Regions from separate parts of the Homo sapiens genome. Here region 2 is linked to region 1. Evidence: chromatin contacts called from ENCODE Hi-C or POLR2A ChIA-PET data. All regions are on one chromosome and are shown on one strand. The core of a region is the stretch at or near the end of the contact, and the rest is flanking DNA. Distances in the headings are between cores, read along the strand shown.

Region 1 (5,454 bases), core at 1,464-3,963:
GACTTAAATCCTATTAATTGGGGAGCTACATGTGTGGGCAGACAATTCACAGCCCCTGTGATGTGATCCACTGATGTCATCATTTCCCTGGGCCCTAGCATCTGCCGTTCGCTGCTTTTTTGACTAGATCTGCATGATCAAATTTATTTTATTTTTTTGAGGTGGAGTTTCACTCTTGTCACCCAGGCTGGAGTGCAAGTGCAGTGGCCCGATCTTGACCTCTGCCTCCCAGGTTCAAGAGATTCTCCTGCCTCAGTTTCCTCAGTAGCTGGGACTACAGGCATGCGCCACCATGCGCGACTAATTTTTGTACTTTTTTGTAGCAACAGGGTTTCACCATGTTGCCCAGCCTAGTTTCAAACTTCTGGGCTCAAGTGATCTATCCGCCTCAGCCTCCCAAAGTGCTGGGATCACAGGCGTGAGCCACTTTGCCTGGCCAGTGACTATATCCCAGATGCCAGTTTCATACAGTGGTATTAAGGAAGGAAAATGATTAAATTTACTGAAAATAATGAAGGTTCACTTGTTTACTCACATCCACTGGTTCATTTTTTAGTTCTTACTTTAATGAGCGAATCTGAGTAGTAGTTTTCATGATCATAAACAGTCAATGTAAATGTTGGAAATATAACTTTTAATTCTTTAGGACCAGCAACATTTGATAAGGGCCCCCAGTGTGATTCCTCCCGAGTTTTGCTTTTGAAATGGTTACATCTTTTTTTTTTTTGACAGAGTCTTGCTCTGTTGCCAGGCTGGAGTGCAGTGGTGCAATCTCAGCTCACTGCACCCTCCGCCTCCCGGGTTCAAGCTATTCTCCTGCCTCAGTTTCCTCAGTAGCTGGGATTACAGGCACGCACCACCATGCCCAGCTGATTTTTGTATTTTTAGTAGAGACGGGGTTTCACCATTTTGGCCAGGCTGGTCTCGAACTCCTGGCCTCAATTGATCCACCCGCCTCACCCTCCCAAAGTGCTGGGACTACAGGTATGAGCCGCTGCACCCGGCGAAATGGTTACATTTTGTCAAGTGGGCAAATGGGAAGAACAGAAGCCCGTGAATTTTGGGCTACTTTGAGGCAAAATGCTTTATTTTTTCTAGGTCCATATGGATGGACTGCTAATAACTGCTAAGTTGAAGTTAAATGGACTCTTGTTCTTAAAAAAAATATTTTGCCATATCCTCTGCAAAACTGCTTATTAATTTGCATAAACTTTTTTTTTTATTTTTGAGGGGGGTGAGGGAAAGGGTATTTTGCTGTCGATGGAATGCAGTGGCGTGATTTCAGCTCACTGCAGCCTCCCGGGCTCAAGCCATCCTCCCATCTCAGCCTCACGGATAGCTGGAACTACCAGCACGTGCCACCACGCGTGGCTAATTTTTGTATTTTTAATAGAGATGGGGTTTTGCCATGTTGCCCAGGCAGATCTCGAACATCTGGCCTCAAGTGATCCTCCTGCCTTGTCCTCCCAAAGTGCTGTGATTACAGGTGCGGGCCACCATGCCTGGCCTGCTTAAACTATTCAGTTAAAAACAAACAAAAAAGAGGCCGGGCGCGGTGGCTCACGCCTGTAATCCCAGCACTTTAGGAGGCCGAGGCGGGCGGATCACGAGGTCAGGAGATTGAGGCCATCCTGGCTAACACTGTGAAACCCCGTCTCTACTAAACATACAAAAACAAAATTAGCCGGGCGTGGTGGCGGGTGACTGTAGTCCCAGCTACTCGGGAGACTAAGGCAGGAGAATGGCGTGAACCCGGGAGGCGGAGCTTGCAGTGAGCCGAGATCGCGCCACTGCACTCCAGCCTGGGCGACAGAGCGAGACTCCGTCTCAAAAAAAAAAAAAAAAAAAAAAGATACAAGTGAGTATTCTTAATAGTATGTCAATTACATCTCAAAAAAGTCAAAAAAAAAAAAAAAAAAAGAATGAAAGAATACCTCCCCAAAAATGATACAAGAAAAGATTCACCTAAATCTGTTCACAGCTGTCTGCAGAGCTCCTACTGTGTGCTGAGCCTGGGGGTAAACAGGGCACGGACACGTTTGGGAGGGGATTACAGGCCGGGTTTCCACACTTTTTGGTCCAGGCAAACCCAGACGAGCCAGCTGGCTCAAGAACTTGGCAGCTGCGTGATGACTGAACAGAGGCTGCGTTCGAACCCACTACTGCAAGACTTAGGAGCCCCCGATGGGAACTGCCGTGGTTCACTGCCCCAGCCCCGCCGCTCAACTGCCCCGCCCTGGCCTACGACATCCTCCTGCCCGCATGGACTGCGCGCAGCGCCGCCAAGCGGGGAGCCCAGCTCGGTGCTAGCGCCCGCGAAGCGGAGGAGGCCGGCGCCCGAGGCTGGGCGAAGTTCCTCCTAGCGCAGCGAGGACCGGAGGGCAAGGCCAGCGCGCGCCGGGCGACCTGCGTCCCGGGCACAGACGCGACGGGCCCGCACGGGGCGGGGACCGCGCGCGCCTGCTGGGCCTACGGCTGTGGGGCGCGCAGAGTCCACCTGGCGGCCAAGGGCGCTGGCGACCGCTGAAGCTCCTGGGGGTGTTCGGGGTCCGGGCTGCGCCTGTGCCCGCGGGAAGGCTGGGCGCTTCCCACACACAGACCCCGCTCCGGGCCAGCCCCGCAGGGAGACTACCAGGGCTGGCGGTAGCTGGGCGTGGTCGGGTCGGGGGCGGCTGTGGGCGGCCGGCAGGCAGCGCGCGGGGCAGCCCTCGGCAGACGGCCAATGGCGGCGGTGCTCGGGGCGCTCGGGGCGACGCGGCGCTTGTTGGCGGCGCTGCGAGGCCAGAGCCTAGGGCTAGCGGCCATGGTGAGTGCACAGCGGCCGCGTGGGTGGGGGTCCGGGGTCGGGGGGCGGTGCGAGGCCCGGCGGCGTCGGCTGAGGGACCAGCGGGACTGGGGCGAACCCGGCGTGGGCCGAGCCTTGGAGCTCGGGCGTCGGGTCACCGCGTCCCGGGACTGACCACCTGTCCGGTGCGCCGCTCAGAGACCGGGGTGGCCGCAGCCTCCGCCACTTGCCCTTGACTTTACACTTCCGCCGAAGCCTACGAACTTGCCAACCGGAAACAAATGGGAACGAATTTTGTTCAGCAACTACAAAAGGCAGATGTGAAAAGTAGTTGCAGAACAATTCGGTGCCCGCTGCCGCTCGTTGTGCTGAGGACGAACGGCGCTGCGGGCCTGGCTCCCTATGGCGGCTCCCTGCTCGCGCTTCACTCCAAGGGGAACCCACAGAGGTTTTGGAGGAGTTATTAATAAATTGTCTTTTTTGGTGACATATTGACTTTTCTTTCCTTTTCCAAGGGGCCGTCAGTTTTCCTGCTGTAGAAATTAATATTTTGGAGTAAATGGAGGGAAAGTTTTAACATGCAGCACCACCTAGTGGAAAAGTGGTGCGTTAAACTCACCATCTCATTTTAAGTTGCATTTTAACCGCCCATTTCAGTTTGAAATGTTTTGTTTTGTTTTGTTTTTTCGACACGGAGTCTCGCTGTATCGCCGAGCCCGGAGTGGAGTGGCGCGATCTCGGCTCACTGCAACCTCCATCTCCTGGGTTCACGCTATTCTCCTGCCTCACCCTCCCGAGTAGCTGCGATTACAGGCGCGTGCCATTTCGCCCAGGTAATTTTTTATATTTTTAGTAGAGAGGGGTTTTCGCCATGTTGGCCAGGCTAGTCTCGAACTCCTGACCTCAGGTGATCTACCTGCCTCGGCCTCCCAAAGTGCTGGGATTACAGGCGCGAGCCACTGCGCCTGGCCTGAAATTCTTTAATAGAAGAATTTTTTTTTTTTTTTTTTTTTTTTTTTGAGAAGGAGAATCACGCCGTCACCCAGGCTGGAGTGCAGTGGCGCGATCTCGGCGTATTGCAAGCTCCGCCTCCCGGGTTCACGCCATTTTCCTGCCTCAGCCTCCCGAGTAGCTGGGACAACAGGCGCCCGTCGCCACGCCCGGCTAATTTTTTTGTATTTTTAGTAGAGGCGGGGTTTCACCGTGTTAGCCAGGATGGTCTCGATCTCCTGACCTCGTCATCCACCCTCCTCGGCCTCCCAAAGTGCTGTAATAGAAGAAATTTAAAATAGCTCGAAGACGGAGGAAGATAGGCACTCCGCCGCTTCTTGTCCACGAAGGGGAGAACACAAGTTGAGTGCCTACTGTCACCTAGGCGTGTCTTCAGGCGTACTCTGCCCCAGGTGCTAGTGATCCAGTAAGATTAGGGTGTTCTGGGAAGGAATGAGTCAACAGACATGATTTGAGCGCTGCCCCATGCCAGGCTCAATGCTAGGTACCCTCACATTCAAGATCTGTAATCTAAGCCTTTCAAAAAATCTTGGCAGGTAGATATTATAATATCCCCACTACAGACAGAAGGATCCCGGAATTCAGAAAAGCGGAGTTTAGTATCCCACAGCTAAAAGTAACAAAGTTAGGCCTTAGATCTAGTTTACTCTCTTCAAATCCTAGCCTACCCCCCATCCCCTGAAAAAATTAAGCCCACCACCAAGGGTTCTGCTGTGAATGTGCCCTCATGGGGGCCTTTGATGTTATGTAGATGAAGTGGCTCCATTTCCCAGTCCTGGGTGTGGTCCCTGCTGCTGGGCAGGTGTCTGTTGTGGGCATAAAGTGCATACCACTGATCTTAGCGGGGATGTGGATGGTCCAGCACTCAGAGAAAACAGCTCAGTGTGTTCTACAGACTCCAGGTTCCTGCCTTATTACAGGCAGCATGTTTAATGGTTTTCTTTGCAGCTACTCAGTGTGGACACACATAATTCTGTTTCTTTTCCAAAATTCTCTGAGTTGACAAAATAAGTGTTTAATAAGAATTTCAGAATTCTTTCTTTTTTTTTGAGACGGAGTCTCGCTCTGTTGCCCAGACTGGAGTGCAGTGGTGCGGTCTTGGCGCACTGCAACTTTGCCTCCTGGGTTCAAGCGATTCTCCTGCCTCAGCCTCCTGAGTAGCTGAGACTATAGGCGCGTGCCACCACGCTTGGCTAATTTTTGTATTTTTAGTAGAGACGGGTTTCACCATCTTGGCCAGGCTGGCCTCGAACTCCTGACCTTGTGATCTGCTCGCCTCGGCCTCCCAAAGTGCTGGGATTACAGGCATGAGCCACCACGCCTGGCCAAGAATTTTAGATTTCTTATGATAGATGTATGTGTAAGTTTTTCAGAACTGTCACTGGAAAACTGATGAATGAATCTCTTTTGATTTTTTTTTTTTAATTGAGTCGGAGTTTCACTCTGTTGCCCAGGCTGGAGTGCAGTGGCACGATCTCGGCTCACTGCAACCTCTATCATCCGGGTTCAAATGATTCTCCTTCCTCAGCCTCCTGAGTAGCAGGGACTACAGGCGCCTGCCACCACGCCCAGCTAATTTTTTGTATTTTTAGTAGAGATGGGGTTTCACCATCTTGGCCAGGCTGGTCTTGAACTCCTGCCCTCGTGATCCACCCACC
Region 2 (5,200 bases), core at 2,701-5,200, 3.3 Mb after region 1:
CCCCCTTCCTTCTTGTTGCATGGAACAAGGATGTGATAGCTGAAGGTCAAGCAGCCACCGTGAACCATAAGATAACCAGAAGATAAACTATGCACTGAGGAAGGTGGAACAGAAAGAGAATATCCTGAGCCTCTAATGTCACTGTGAAGTTGCTATGAGAGCTGTGGACTGCCTAGACTTCCTGTATGTGTGACAAAAAATAAACTCAAGTTTTTTTTTTTTTTTTTTGAGATGGCGTCTTGCTCTGTTGCCCAGGCTGGAGTGCAGTGGCACGATCTCAAATCACTGCAAGCCCCGCCTCCTGGGTTCACACCATTCTCCTGCCTCAGCCTCCTGAGTAGCTGGGACTACAGGCGCACGCCGCCACACCTGATTTTTGTATTTTTAGTAGAGACGGGGTTTCACCGTGTTAGCCAGGATGGTCTCAATCTCCTGACCTTGTGATCCGCCCACCTCGGCCTCCCAAAGTGCTGGGATTACAGGCGTGAGCCACTGCGCCCGGCCTTAAACTTAAGTTTTTAACCCATTTCTTTGTTGCTATTGCTTTCTATATAGTGTTTTTGTTTTTATGGTGGCCACATATTACTTCAAAAATTAGATTTAAAAAACAAACAAAAAAAATGCTAGGAAGCATGACAATCAGCAAAGTACTGAATTGTTTATAAATGTGGCAAGAGAGTTAAATTCATAATGGATGATTCAAAAGAAAGGGGGTGAGGGGCTGATACCGAGAAAGGTAAAATGATGATAGTTCTAGGCTGGGAGTGATGGCTCACGCCTATAATCCTAGCACTTTAGGAGGCTAAGGTGGGAGGATCACTTGAGCCCAGGAGTTCAAGACCAGCCTGGGCAACAAGTGACAAAAAACACAAAAAATTAGTCAAGCATGGTGGCAAGGGTCTGTATTCCCAACTACTCAGGATGCTAAACTGGGAGGATCACTTGAGGCCAAGAGTTGGAGACCAGCCTGGGGAACATAGTGGGACCTCGTCTCTACAAAAACATAAATATTTAAATTAAAAAAAAAAAAAAAGTTCAGCCTGGGCAACATGGCAAAACCCCATCCCTACCAAAAAATACAAAAATTAGCCAGGGGTGATGGCATGTGCCTGTAGTCCCGGCTACTCAGGAGGCTGAGGCCGGAGGATCACTTGAGCCCAGGAGGCAGAGGTTGCAGTGAACCACGATCGCACTACTGCACTCCAGCCTGGGTGACAGTGAGACCCTGTCTGCAAAAAAAAAAAAAAAAAAAAAAAAAAGTCAAACATAATAAAGTTACTACATAACCCAGCAATTTCACTCCTTGAATAAAAAACTCAAGAGAATTAAAAACATTGTCCACAACCTTGTACACGAATGTGCACATCATCAGCATTATTCATAATGGCCAAAAAGTGGAAACAACCCAATTGTCTATCAAGTGATGGATAAATAAAACTTGGTATATTCATACAACAGATTATTATTCAGCTAAAAAAGGAATTAAGTATTGATACATGCTACATAAGAATGAACCTTAAAAAGTGTTATGTCAAGTGATTAAAAAAAACAAAAAAAAGTCCAGAAGAGCACGTATCATTCCATTTGTATGAAATATCCAGAATAGGCAAATCTACAGAGACAAGAGAGTTGGCTGGGTATGGTGGCTCACACTTGTAATCCCAGCACTTTTGGAGGCCAGGACTGGTGCATTACTTCAAGACCAGCCTGGACAAAACCTCATCTCTACTAAAAATACAAAAATTAGCCAGGCCACTCGTGGCGCATGGCTGTAATCCCAGCTACTTGGGAGGCTAAGGCACGATAATCGCTTGAACCTGGGAGGCGGAGGTTGCAGTGAGCCAAGATCTAACTACTACACTCCAGCCTGTGTGACAGTGAGACTCTGTCTCAAATTAATTAATTAATTAATAGAAAGTAGATGAGTGCTTGCTTGGGGGTGGTGAGGAGGGGACAACATGGACTGACAGTTAAGGAGTAAGGGGTTTTTCTTAGAATAAAATGTTCTAAAATTAGATTGTGGTGATGGTTGCACAACTGTGAATATACTAAAAACCATTATATTGTACATTTTAAGTAGGTTAATTTTATAGTATGTGAATTATATCTCAATAAAGCTGTTTAAAAAAAGAAATACAGCTGGCCTGGTGGCTCACACCTGTAATCCCAGTAGGTTGGGCGGATCGCTCGAACGCAGGAGTTCGAGACCAGCCTAGGAAACATGATGAAACCCCCATCTCTACAAAAAAATAAAAAAAATTAGCTGGGCATGGTGGTGTGCACCTGTAGTCCCAGCTACTCAAGAGGCTGAGGTGGAGGATCATTTGAGCCTGAGATATGGAGGTTGCAGTGAGCCAAGATCACACCACTGCCCTCCAGCCTGGGCCACAGAGTGCAATCTTGTCTCAAAAAAAAAAAAAAAAAAATAGGCCTGGCAGTGGCTCACGCCTGTAATCCCAGCACTTTGGGAGGCCGAGGCGGACAGATCATGAGGTCAGGAGATTGAGACCATCGTGGCCAACATGGTGAAACCCCGTCTCTACTAAAAATACAAAATTAGCCAGGCATGGCCAGGCGCAGTGGCTCACACCTGTAATCCCAGCACTCTGGCAGGCCGAGGTGGGGGGATCACCTGAGGTCAGGAGTTCGAGACCAGCCTGGCCAACATGGCGAAACTCTGTCTCTACTAAAAAATACAAAAATTAGCTGGGCGTGTCCGCACCACTGCACTCCAGCCTGGGCAACAGAAGGAGACTCAGTCTCAAAAAAAGAAGAAAAAGAAAAGAAAGTCTACTTACAGCTTAATATGATTAACTATAGAAATCTACCGATGTGAAAGAGTATCTAACAATTTCTAAGACCCAGAAAAGCTGACATCCTAGATACCTTACCAATTTTGATCGCCACTTCTCATGACAGAAGATGCTAAACATAGCTTCTCTCGGATGGACCATGGCTCTGTGGGGCCAGTGCTTAGCAGCTTGTGTTCTGGGAAAGGGAGAAAAAAAAAAAAGCCTTGGAAACAACCACTGAGACTGTAGTGCTAAGCTCCAAAATCCCCAAAAAGAGGACTAAAAGCCTAATACAAAACATCCCAACTTGTTAGGACAAAGTGAGCTACTATAACCAAATCTTGATTTTCACCTCTCCAAGTGAAATATCACCAGTGACCGGGGTACCTATTCGTTGCATGTGAATTATTAACATTTTATTTCTTAAAACGCCATGGCTTGAAGCTCCGCTTTATTAAGAAACAGGGAATGTCAGATTAGGCAGTTCTCCCTAAAAGCCCAGTTTTAAGAATACTGGACTTTATTCCAGTTTGAACTTATTCAGGGCTTATTTCCCAGGAACCCGAGCGGCCAGCCCCTCCTACTACCCCGCCTCCCTCTTAGCATAAACTTGTTTACTTCTCTCAGATCCTCTACTCCAAATGTCGGGGGTAAAAGAGCTTTTCAGTCCAAAAAAAGAAAAATGGCTGAAATCCCCGAGATGCAATTTCCTGAGTGGCAAGAAAAGCTCATGGTTAAAAGACCCCACTTCCACTGCCTCACAAACGTCAGACAAAAAAATGAATGGCTCTTTGAGGTGCCGGTTACTCCGTCTGGCTCATAACATCTTTTCGTCTGCACGCCCAAGTTTCTAGAGTGCTTTTACGGTTAACCCGCAGAGTTCCTAACACACTAGGATTCACTAAGCTGCTTCTCTCACACCTCCGCTCTCTCCCTGAGAAACAAGACCCCAGATTTCTGGGCCCCCAAACGTTGGTCTTCACGATGCTGTAGAGCGCAGGTCTCTGAAAACCCTGGGCTCTCAAGCAACCCACTTCTCCCACTCCCTAAGCGTGTAACAAAAATATGGTGCCTAGCCTCGGATCTACAAAGGCCTTTCACGCAAAACCTGCTCAGATACTCACTGCCCGTTCCCGTCGCCATCTTGGCCCCGAAGTCTCCAACCCTGAGGAGAGACGGTCTGGAAGGGCCGAAACCCTGGAATTCTGGGAAATAGTGTACCGGCGTTGGTTCGCGGTGCCTCCTGGGAAATGTCGTTTTTCCCCTTAAGACAAAGCAAGCACCCTAAACCAGTTACCCTGTGCACTCCTGTTAAGATTGTTGCTAAGGAAGGACAGGAGTTGGCTGCTGAAGCCTCAAGATTTCCTTTAGGCTCTTAGGTAAGAAATGTCTAAGGTTCAAGGAAAAAGGTTAAGTTGGAAGAATCCCAGGCAAAATAAGTGCGAATCCACGACAGTTGGTAACCCGGACCCACATTAGAACTCAGAGGTCAAGCAGAAGCGAACGACTGGAATTCCAGTCAGGCCCGCCCCCTTTCCTTACGCGGATTGGTAGCTGCAGGCTTCCCTATCTGATTGGCCGAACGAACGCAGCGCGTAATTTAAAATATTGTATCTGTAACAAAGCTGCACCTCGTGGGCGGAGTTGTGCTCTGCGGCTGCGAAAGTCCAGCTTCGGCGACTAGGTGTGAGTAAGCCAGTATCCCAGGAGGAGCAAGTGGCACGTCTTCGGGTGAGTGTGCGGCTGTGCTGGAGCCCGGGTTACCAGCTCTTGCCCGCGCGGAATAGGCTTTAAGAAATCGGAGCTGCAGCCATCTGTTTTTCTCTTAATGCTGCATCTCTGTTCTCACGGTGGTCCTTGGGGTGAGGTTAGAGAAGGAGCCGAGGGATCCTGACACCACCTCCACAGCACCGGCGGGCGAGGTGCCCTACTTTAGGCGTAGCCTTCTGCTTTTGGAGCCAGATGTCTGTGGACTTCTGTTCGCGTTCAGAAATGCCGCCTCAAACTTCTCTCAATTGTTCATTAAGTGAACTTCTCTCATTCCCTTCCCCTTTGCCGATAATTGGAGGGGAAAAGAAGTAGGAAGCGGGACACGGTGTCCTGGGGCAAGGGACTTATTACCTAAAATTCGCGGCCCCTTCTGTCCCTAAAGGTTCTTCTCCCTGCCCACTTTTTGGTCTCTTTTTAGACCTAGGCTGCCCCTGCCGTCATGTCGCAAGGGATCCTTTCTCCGCCAGCGGGCTTGCTGTCCGATGACGATGTCGTAGTTTCTCCCATGTTTGAGTCCACAGCTGCAGATTTGGGGTCTGTGGTACGCAAGAACCTGCTATCAGACTGCTCTGTCGTCTCTACCTCCCTAGAGGACAAGCAGCAGGTAAAGGAACTGGGGAGTGGCTGGGGCGGAAAGT

The links. A loop is a pair of places that touch in the nucleus more often than their neighbours do. ChIA-PET counts read pairs that join two places held with the same protein, here RNA polymerase II (POLR2A). Pooled maps may share reads with other maps.
Region 2: a loop to region 1 is called in a pooled map, with 7 times the contacts of the local background. The contact joins the promoter of BRD8 here to the promoter of PCBD2 in region 1. A Hi-C loop is called at or near these places in 2 of 50 pooled maps. POLR2A ChIA-PET finds 5 or more read pairs at or near these places in 2 of 52 experiments (CD4-positive, alpha-beta T cell and WTC11).

The regions. Positions count from the first base shown.
Region 1 is chr5:134,902,418-134,907,871 of GRCh38, forward strand. PCBD2 (pterin-4 alpha-carbinolamine dehydratase 2) reads left to right here and starts at 2,714. Exons shown (of 4, transcript NM_032151.5): 1 at 2,714-2,806. The coding sequence starts at 2,723. RefSeq lists a silencer at 2,270-3,029 and enhancers at 2,627-3,211, 3,212-3,797.
Region 2 is chr5:138,174,680-138,179,879 of GRCh38, forward strand. It overlaps BRD8 (bromodomain containing 8), which reads right to left and starts at 3,951. Exons shown (of 27, transcript NM_139199.2): 1 at 3,917-3,951; 2 at 2,892-2,988. The coding sequence starts at 3,935. KIF20A (kinesin family member 20A) reads left to right here and starts at 4,433. Exons shown (of 19, transcript NM_005733.3): 1 at 4,433-4,523; 2 at 4,981-5,166. The coding sequence starts at 5,002. RefSeq lists enhancers at 3,901-4,195, 3,903-3,952, 4,093-4,262.